Regions from separate parts of the Homo sapiens genome. Here region 2 is linked to region 1. Evidence: read pairs that join two places in POLR2A ChIA-PET (ENCODE). Cell type or tissue: PC-9. All regions are shown on one strand. Each heading gives the region's core, and the rest is flanking DNA. Links, peaks and the distances in the headings are about the cores only. Region 1 has its middle 5.4 kb from the start of REN. Region 2 overlaps PLEKHA6 (pleckstrin homology domain containing A6).

The links. ChIA-PET counts read pairs that join two places held together with the same protein. Peaks named below come from ENCODE experiments on the same cell type or tissue, not always from the same donor. Only the 100,000 strongest peaks of a DNase experiment are listed, where the experiment ranks them.
Region 2: POLR2A ChIA-PET joins it to region 1 with 8 read pairs; 1 of 35 experiments calls an interaction of 5 or more read pairs at or near these places.

The regions. Positions count from the first base shown.
Region 1 is chr1:204,169,577-204,173,968 of GRCh38, forward strand. No RefSeq gene overlaps it. Among named protein-coding and RNA genes, the nearest start is that of REN, 5.4 kb to the left of the region's middle. RefSeq lists a promoter at 1-4,392, cis regulatory regions at 1-679, 2,386-2,424 and enhancers at 2,047-2,638, 2,320-2,545. In PC-9, for the core only: no CTCF peak of the experiment used is centred there; a DNase peak (open chromatin) is centred at 2,295; H3K27ac peaks cover 3,444 bases.
Region 2 is chr1:204,310,451-204,314,842 of GRCh38, forward strand. All of the region lies in intron 1 of PLEKHA6 (pleckstrin homology domain containing A6), which reads right to left. Among named protein-coding and RNA genes, the nearest start is that of PLEKHA6, 47 kb to the right of the region's middle. In PC-9, for the core only: no CTCF peak of the experiment used is centred there; no DNase peak of the experiment used is centred there; H3K4me3 peaks cover 794 bases; H3K27ac peaks cover 383 bases.

The sequences.
Region 1 (4,392 bases), core at 229-4,228:
TTAAAGAATAAGCTATATTCTCAATGACACAAGGTTTCTCTTTTTCTCTAGCAGCTAAGCAAGCACTGGCCTTAAGACAAGCAATATTAAAACAATTTCAACTCATCCAGTTCATAGATGCTGACTAACTGAACCCCAGTTCCACCAGCCATAACTATAGCTTTGATTGAACAAAAGACTGATTTCACTAATTTTCTCCTGATAATAAGACTGCTGGCCATGAACTGGTTCTAGCTAGTTATAGAGATTGTGCATTTGCATGCCTTTGTGTTCTGAAAAGACCTTTTGATGTACAGGGCCTAATTGTAGTACATTTAAATGTTACGCTTTCACCTCAAGGTAAACATGGGTCATATGTAACATGCATGTTTGTACAATACGCATGTGTCAGGATCACCTTCATAAATATTCGTAGCTTCTTCTGTAACATACATACATTGAATATGTATGCTTAGCCAACTGCTGTCATAGTCCCACAGGAGCCCTGGGTAAAATTGACAGTGGGGAACAAACTTATTGACTTTCTTATTGATACAGGGGCAACGTATTCTGTAGTTAATACCCACCTACCTTAATTCAAAGACTATCTATGATGGTGACAGGAGTGTCAGGGGAGCTGTGACTTGTCTCTTCCTGAAACCTTTAGATTATCATCTTAGAGACCACAATCCATGGGAAAAACTGAAAAGATGAACCATACTCTAAAAAGAAGCATTGCCAAAATATATCAAGAAACTAATTTGACTTGGGATAAGATGTTGCTGATTGCTGTTGTGGATTCGAGTGGCTCCCTCAAGTAGGTTCAAATTGAGCCCCTTTGAAGTATTATCTGGTAGCCCATTCTAGGTTTTTGTCCTGGTGGGAGAACCAACTGATGTTTTAAGAGATTTGGCAATTACCAAATATTAAGACTCTAGGCACTATACTAACTTCTGTTCATGAGTTTGCTTCTAGCAGGACCACTCATCCAGCAGATGTGGTCCTACATCCTTTTCAACTGGGAAATTAGATCCTCCTAAATACCTGGAAAGAACAAGGACCTGAACACCAATTTGCTGCCAAGTGGACAAGGCCATTTGAGCTGCTGGTGAACACACGCTTATCAGTTAAACTTGCTGGAGTAAAGCCATGTGCACATTATACTCAGGTCAAGGCAGTACCACCAGAAGACAGCCCACTAATCCGGAAACCAGGAAAACAGTGGGCTTGTGAGCACTTGAAAGACCGAAAGCTACTGTTTCACAAAAAGATAAGTACAATGAAAATGTATCCCCTATGTGTCTTGCATGTCCTTTAGAGATTTTTGTTTCCTTGGCAAGACAACTCTTGAGTTAGGATTTCTCAATCTATTGCCTCTTTCACTAGCATATCACACTGCCAGATTTGTCATCTTAAACCTTGTTCAGTACATGACCACTCTGATCCTCTAGTTGTTCCTGTACACATAATTTTAGTCATGTAGCCTCTTGGGCATTAGATCTATAGAAGCTGGTTTCTCAAATCATACATAGGATCCAATTGATAACTCCATACCCAGAGGCCCCATGTTTCTTTCTTATGCAGCACCTCATTAGACACTACATGCAAAGCAATAATAAGGACCCACAAGCCTGCAAGCCTACTTTCTTTTTTTTTTTTTTTGAGACGGAGTCTCGCTCTGTCGCCCAGGCAGGACTGCGGACTGCAGTGGCGCAATCTCGGCTCACTGCAAGCTCCGCTTCCCGGGTTCACGCCATTCTCCTGCCTCAGCCTCCCGAGTAGCTGGGACTACAGGTGCCCGCCACCGCGCCTGGCTAATTTTTTGTATTTTTAGTAGAGACGGGGTTTCACCTTGTTAGCCAGGATGGTCTCGATCTCCTGACCTCATGATCCACCCGCCTCGGCCTCCCAAAGTGCTGGGATTACAGGCGTGAGCCACCGCGCCCAGCCGCAAGCCTACTTTCTACTTACCAAATGGCGTCCCTAAGCTAGCCACCTGTTGCTAGCTTAATTCCTCCTCTACAGACCCATATTGATACAATTAGACAACAGGCTACCTGGCTTTAACAAACCTTAGAACACCAAAGCAGGCTTAATCTGGGGGCACTTACAGAGACTGCTTTAAAGACCTATTCTCCTGGATTCCTAGTGTAATTCCATCAATCTTGGGAGGCATTCTTAAATTCAGCCTTGATGTTCTTCTTTTAGTCATGGTGGCCTACGTTCTAGTAAAACTTATTATGTACTGTGTAAACAAAGGTTGTGCAAGTCTCGCTAAAACTATCAAAGCAAAAAGGGAAATGCCGATGATCATTGTTCCTAAAAATGGCACTACGAAATATTTCCTTAGCCAGGTCAAATGGTTTCATTCCATAGTCACCCCTTGTCAACCCTGTTTGGCAGGAAGTAGCCAGGTGAGTAATGATGTCTCATTTTCCCCAATCCCACAAGACTGTGGGATGAACCTTTGACAATGGGGAAATTGAAATAGTGGAGGGAGGCTTAGCATGACTGACTCCATTTTGCCTCTGACCCCCAGGGGTAATATCTTTTAGGTTAAAAGCTTCTGCTTAGCTCTGTACACAGACCAGCTAATTATAGATTAGCTTGCAGTTCAACTTAAAAAAATGATAACAGCTCTTTCCCCCAAACTAAGCCCCAAGGAGATAAGGAAGAATACAGAGAAATAACAATGTTATGTTAAAGATTTATAGGAACATTGTGACCTGACCTAGAAAAAAGAACTTTTACATACTCCTCAGACCCTTGCTGGCACCCAGGTGTCTGCGGTCATCAGTCACCTCTTGATCCCAACCTCTTCCTCTTCCCCCTCCCCTAAATGTAAAAAGTAACCTAAAAGTCATGCTGACTTCAGATGGTTCTTTATGACGCTAGTCCACCATCTTCTTGGTTTTCTGAATAGGGTCGCTTTCTTTGCCCCAACACCTTACCTCTCAGCTTACTTGCTGTTGTGTGGTGAGTGGTGTGTGCTTGGATTTGGTTACATAATCCTCTGGAAGCAGGGAGCTGGGGGAGGAGGGGGTTGTCTATCCTCTGTTGACCTAGTAAGGGTGGGAGAGAAGGGCAGTCTTCAGGGTTTTGGCTTCTGCTAAATAGAGGTAGGGCAGCTGATCTTCCAACTTATTCTCCTCTTTCTGCTTGGCTCTAACTCCCTTTTAGGCCCTGGTTCTCTGCCTCATTTCCTTTTCCCTGTAGCTTTACAAGCAGTCAAGTACAGCTCCCCAGACAGACATCTGGTCCCTAAATCCCAGGATGAGTGCTATTTATTCAGGCTAAGATGCCTATCTTGGCTTTTCCCTGATTATTTTTTAGGGCCCACTTCAAATATTACCCCCTCCTCCATGAAGCAGGCCCTGACTCAGCCTGGAATTGACTGCTTTCTGCTGTAGGCTTCCACAGCATGGCTACAAGCCCTTCTATGACAGCACCAACTTAGCTGCTTTTGCAGCAGAGTTCTTTATGTATGTATGAATATGATTTTTGCCCACAGTGGTGCTTAATATTTATTAAGTGGATGAACTAGTGAACTGCAATGGGCAGTGCAAAGAGCCCTGGGTTGGTGGTCAGGGACTTGGATCCTAGTCTTCATTCTACCATAAATTTGCTATGTGATGTTGGATCCCTCCTTTCTCCTCTTTGGACCTCAGTTTCCAAATCTGTACAGTGAAGCAGATGGCTGGATGGCACCAAGGGTGTCTTCATGCTCTGATACCCTAATATTCTAATATTCTGTGCCTCCAGGGTACTGCCCTCTACACCAGCTCCACACCAGCTGTGGGCAGTACAGACAATGAGAGGAGCTCATCTCTGTGGCTAATGTTTTGGCTAATTAATGTGTTTTGACCTCAGAGATGATAAGGCCCTTTCCAAACGATGGACCCTAGTGGTGATTTTTCAGGAACTGTGGTTGGGAGTGGGGGAATTATTTGGGGACAGGGGAATACTTTTAGATCCTTCATGGTAGGGGTATCTTGTCAGAATAAATGAACATTTATGAAGCACCCCTAAATTGCTCTTTCAGTCCTCTTTCATTTACTAGCAAATATTCATGGAGCCTTTATTATAATGTGAGGCACTCTGCTAGATGCTGGAGTTACAAAGTTCACAAAAATAAACACAGTTTCTGCTCTTGTTTATGGATCCCACCGTCTTGTGGAAGAGATAGATTATTATCATCATGCATAAATATAAAATAGCGCTGATGACTAGTGCCAGTCAGGGAACTCCAGGAAGCTTCCCTCCCACCCAAAATTATACTCGCATTGTGATCTGAAGGCTGCATTGGCAATGAATAGCTGAAGACAAAGAAATAGAGTCCCAGCAGGAACAGAACGTGCGAAGGCCCTGTGGAGAGAGGATGATGTCAATAAAAACAAAAAAAGCCAACATATC
Region 2 (4,392 bases), core at 301-4,300, 140 kb after region 1:
CCCAGTTCACCAAAGTACCTCAGCCTACTACTGGCCATCTCTTACTCCCTCCCCTTCCCGCATTCCTACTACTGTCTTTACCACTCAACTGTCATTTACATACAACCTTGACCCTCAACTGACTTTTTACGCCAAAAACGTTTTTCCAAAAGAGAGACTGAAGATTTTTAAGGATTGGACTATTTATTGCAATTCCTTGCCTTCCCTCTCAGCTCCTATACAAATGCCTTATACGTAGTAGAGATGCAATAAATAGTTGCTTGATTGCCAATCTCTCATCCTGCTAGAAATGATTAGGAACAGAGGGCAAAGACTCATCTACAATAAAAGCTAGTTCTGAGACATGCAGCAGGGAGAGTACACAAAAGCTCAAAGACTTTGGGAGAAAAAATCATAGTAAAGGACATTTAGGGAGAGAAAAGAGGCTCTGCTTTGGAGAAGGAAGTCAGGAAGAATGCCTCCGGTGATGATGCGGGTGTGGGGAGGAACTTGCCCTAATTCCAATCTCTAGTGCATTAGCCTAGAGTTAGGGAAACCCCTTATCCTGAGCTGGGAGATTTGGTGATCCCAGAATGAGAGCCTCCCACATTTTGGAGGGATCTCAGCATTAAGCAGTCTGCCCTCCCAGCCGGTGCAGGAAAAGGCCTCAGCAACCACTATGAAAGATGGTTATCCACAGGCCGCTTGAACTCCTGCAGAGACAGCACACTCACTACTTTGGAAGGTAGCCTGCTCCATTGTTGAAGAGTGCTGTTAGAAAGTTCTGCGAGGTGGCTCATGCCTGTAATACCAGCACTTTGGGAGGCTGAGGCAGGCAGATCACCTGAGGTCGGGAGTTTGAAACCAGCCTGACCAACATGGAGAAACCTCATCTCTCCTAAAAATACAAAATTAGCCAGGTGTGGTGGCACATGCCTGTAATCCCAGCTACTCGGGAGGCTGAGGCAGGAGAATCACTTGAACCTGGGAGGCAGAGGTTGTGGGGAGCCGAGATCATGCCATTGTACTCCAACCTGGGCAACAAGAGCGAAACTCTGTGTCAAAAAAAAAAAAAGTTATTCTGCTTCTACTCATTGTTTCTAGTTCCAGAACTAAGCAGATTAAGGCTTCTTGAGTGTAACAAAAAAAAACTAATGATAACTGCCAAATACAATACAGTTTTCAAATATTTCTTCCTTCCAAGATGTTCAAAGGGTTTTTAAACACAAAATCATCAACTCTTTGGAACTGAAAGTACCTTTGCTCAAAAATATTTATTGAATGAAATTGAATATAATTCCTTTTCCTACTTCCCAACATGAAAGCCCTAAGATTACACTCTAAAGGGAATCATTTTATTTCTTTAGAGGAGGAAACTTCACAATCACCCATGGCCATGCGGGCCCTAAAATCCTTAAACTCAGAAAATGCATCCTAAGATCTAAACTGAATCCCTCGTGCAATAGCATTTCCTCTGGTCTCAGCCCATTTCTTACCCTTCCTACTATAGGCATTAAGTTGGTGCTACATGACAAAATGCTAATGCCTAATGCTTGAGCCAGTGCTGGATAGATGCTTTATACATATTTTCTCATTGAATTCCTACAGAAACTCTGGAGGTGGGTGGTGGTATTCCCATTTTATAGCACAGGAAACTCATGGTTAGAAGAGTTAGCTAACTTGCCCAGCATCACACAACTAGTCAGTGACACAGCCAAAATTCAGTTAGGTCTACTCAGCTTCAAAACCCAGTCTTTTCCCTACAGTCCAAGGCTTCCATGACAGTCGATCATCTCTGCCAACCTCACTCTGTCCCTGAAATGTGCAGAAATGCTTATTTCCATCATTTCCATCAGAAGCATGGGAGAGATAAACGGCACACAGCAATCCTACTGTCCCTCTCCAGATTCCACCCTCTGGGGGTGTTCAGGCCTTCCTGGGATGGAGGAAACAAGAGCAAAACCATTCAAAGCATCCCAGAAACACTCAACGGCAGAGTGACACCTTTCTGGCTCACAAGTGGCACACAGTCCTGTGCTTTCCTACAACCTGCCCTTGCTTGGGTCTGGCTCCAGGCCTTACTACAGGGCCGGGATGCTCAGGACCCCATGAAGCATGGCATTGTTTGGGCAGCACAAACACAACGTTCACCTGGGTCCTGGCACCTTTTCTCGGCAGCGCTGCTTTGGTAAATATTTGGCTGGCTCACCCAGGAGAGGACCACAGGACCTCTTTACCCATATCCCAACAATCCCAGTTCCACAAAGATGGGCTAGAGTGTGCTGGGGACAGGCACAGAAGAATCACAAATGCCAAAATGCAGCCACTTCCCGAGTCATCAGCAGAAATCAGTTTGCCTCTAGTGCACTCTCTGAGAAGCTCTGAAGCATTTGCATCAAGGCCCTTAGCCCATTTTCTTTTCTTTTCTTTTCTTTTCTTTTCTTTTCTTTTCTTTTCTTTTTTTTCTTTTCCTTTCCCTCCCTTCCTTCCTTCCTTCCTTGCATTGCCCAGGCCAGTCTTGAACTCCTGGCCTCAAGCATTCCTCCCACCTCAGCTTCTCAAAGCACAGGCCCTTAGCCCATTTTCTTTCTTTTCTTTTCTTTTCTTTCCCTCCCTCTGTCCCTCCCTCCCTCCCTTCCTCCCTTCCTCCCTTCCCTCCCTCCCTCCTTCCCTCCTTCCTTCCTTCCTTGCGTTGCCCAGGCCAGTCTTGAACTCCTGGCTTCAAGAGGTCCTCCCACCTCAGCTTCTCAAAGCACTGGAATTACAAGTGGGACCAACTGTGCCCAGCCCTTAGCCCATTTCCAAAGCTCAGCTCCAAATCCCAGGATGGTTCCTGACTAATCGCCCTGTTGGAGTTCACCATCTTAGTGATGCACTTCACACAATAGTCAGGCCTCCCCACACAGCTCATCTTTTCAACCTAACTTACAGGGTGCTGGAAAAACACCGGGTTGTCCTCCACTCCAGGATGCCTACCTCCAGAAACATGCACATTCCTGGGCTCATCTGGCCTCGGGGACTCCCTGAACATAGGGATGACCTCCCCATTTCTCAAGAGCACAAACCACAGCCAGGAGTTCAGAGCTCACACAAGATGTTACTATTGAAGAAAGAAGCTGACCTTGAGGCTACTGCTTCTCTTCTCAGTCCCTGGGGAGAAAATTCTCTTGTTGGCAGTCTATATTCCATATTAGCCCAAGGAAATCATATGATTCTCCACCTCCATGCCCCCATCCTCAGGTGGCTGTCTTTGAGATTTTCACCTGACATTCTGCAGCTAACCACCTTTCTATCTGTCATCTCCCTGGGAGACATGGTCATTAGCAGAGAGCACCATGTAGGTGTCTAATTAAGCAAGCAGCAGCAAATGCAGAAACCTGTTCAAGCCACCCCACAGAGCATCTCCCCGGGGATCCTCTTACAGGCAGCTCCCTCCCCCGAGCTTCCTGGAAAGGTCTCTATTGTTTGCCTAGAACACAGAAAAGTGTCCGATTCTGCCCTCCTACTTATCTGCTGGCACAGACTTCCTGGCCTCTGCACAACCCCAGGGGGTACTATTCCCATATAGCACAATGTGAACGGTGCCCTCAGAATTGTGGGACACAGCAGCACTGGTGGGTGGGAAAGTGAGGGTCCCCAGATGGGGAGGGACAGGATCTTCTGAGGGATGTCCTCTTACCTGTCTTCCTTAGGGGTCCCAGAGCCATATCCTGCCATCCTAGCATCTTGAGATCAGGGCACAGGAAGCAAGGTGCCCTCAAACAGATTGATAATAAGATGGCAGAGACAGAGGTGGACAGCATGAGTGGCTCAGCCACTCCCTCAACCTGTGTCTCAGAGTCCTGTTGTCTGAACTGTAGCTCACCTGTTCCTGTTTCACCCTTCAAATGGAATGTTCCACTTCCCCTGTGAGCCCGGGGAGAGAAATAAATTCCCTGTTCTAGAAAAGCTTTCTTCTTTAGAGACTGAAGTCTCTGGAATTTCATCTAATACTCCTGCAGACGACAATGGAGTGACTGGGCCAACAGTAAGTGCAGAGAAGGATCCTGGAACGACAAGACTGATCCTAACTGGCCACCACTCCCCCTGGCCTGGGGATGGTCTAACCAAGGAGACTGGAGGGGAATAGACAGACACCTGCTGCCTCTGTAGCTCCTGGCGGACCTCACTCTCAGGTGTCAGATGAGTATCCCAACCAAGCTGGGGCGAGAAATAGCAGAATCCTCCTTAACTTCTTCTCCTGTGCCCTTCCCTGAGTCAAGCTTGTCTTTCTTCTAGGCCCTTATCTCCCTGCCTCAGAGACCTTTATCCACTTCATCTCTTACCTCCACAATGGCGCAGGGGCGGTAGAGATGCTGGTATGGATGCCCACAAGCTTTTCACAGGGACAGCATGTATGCTGGTATTTGGGGA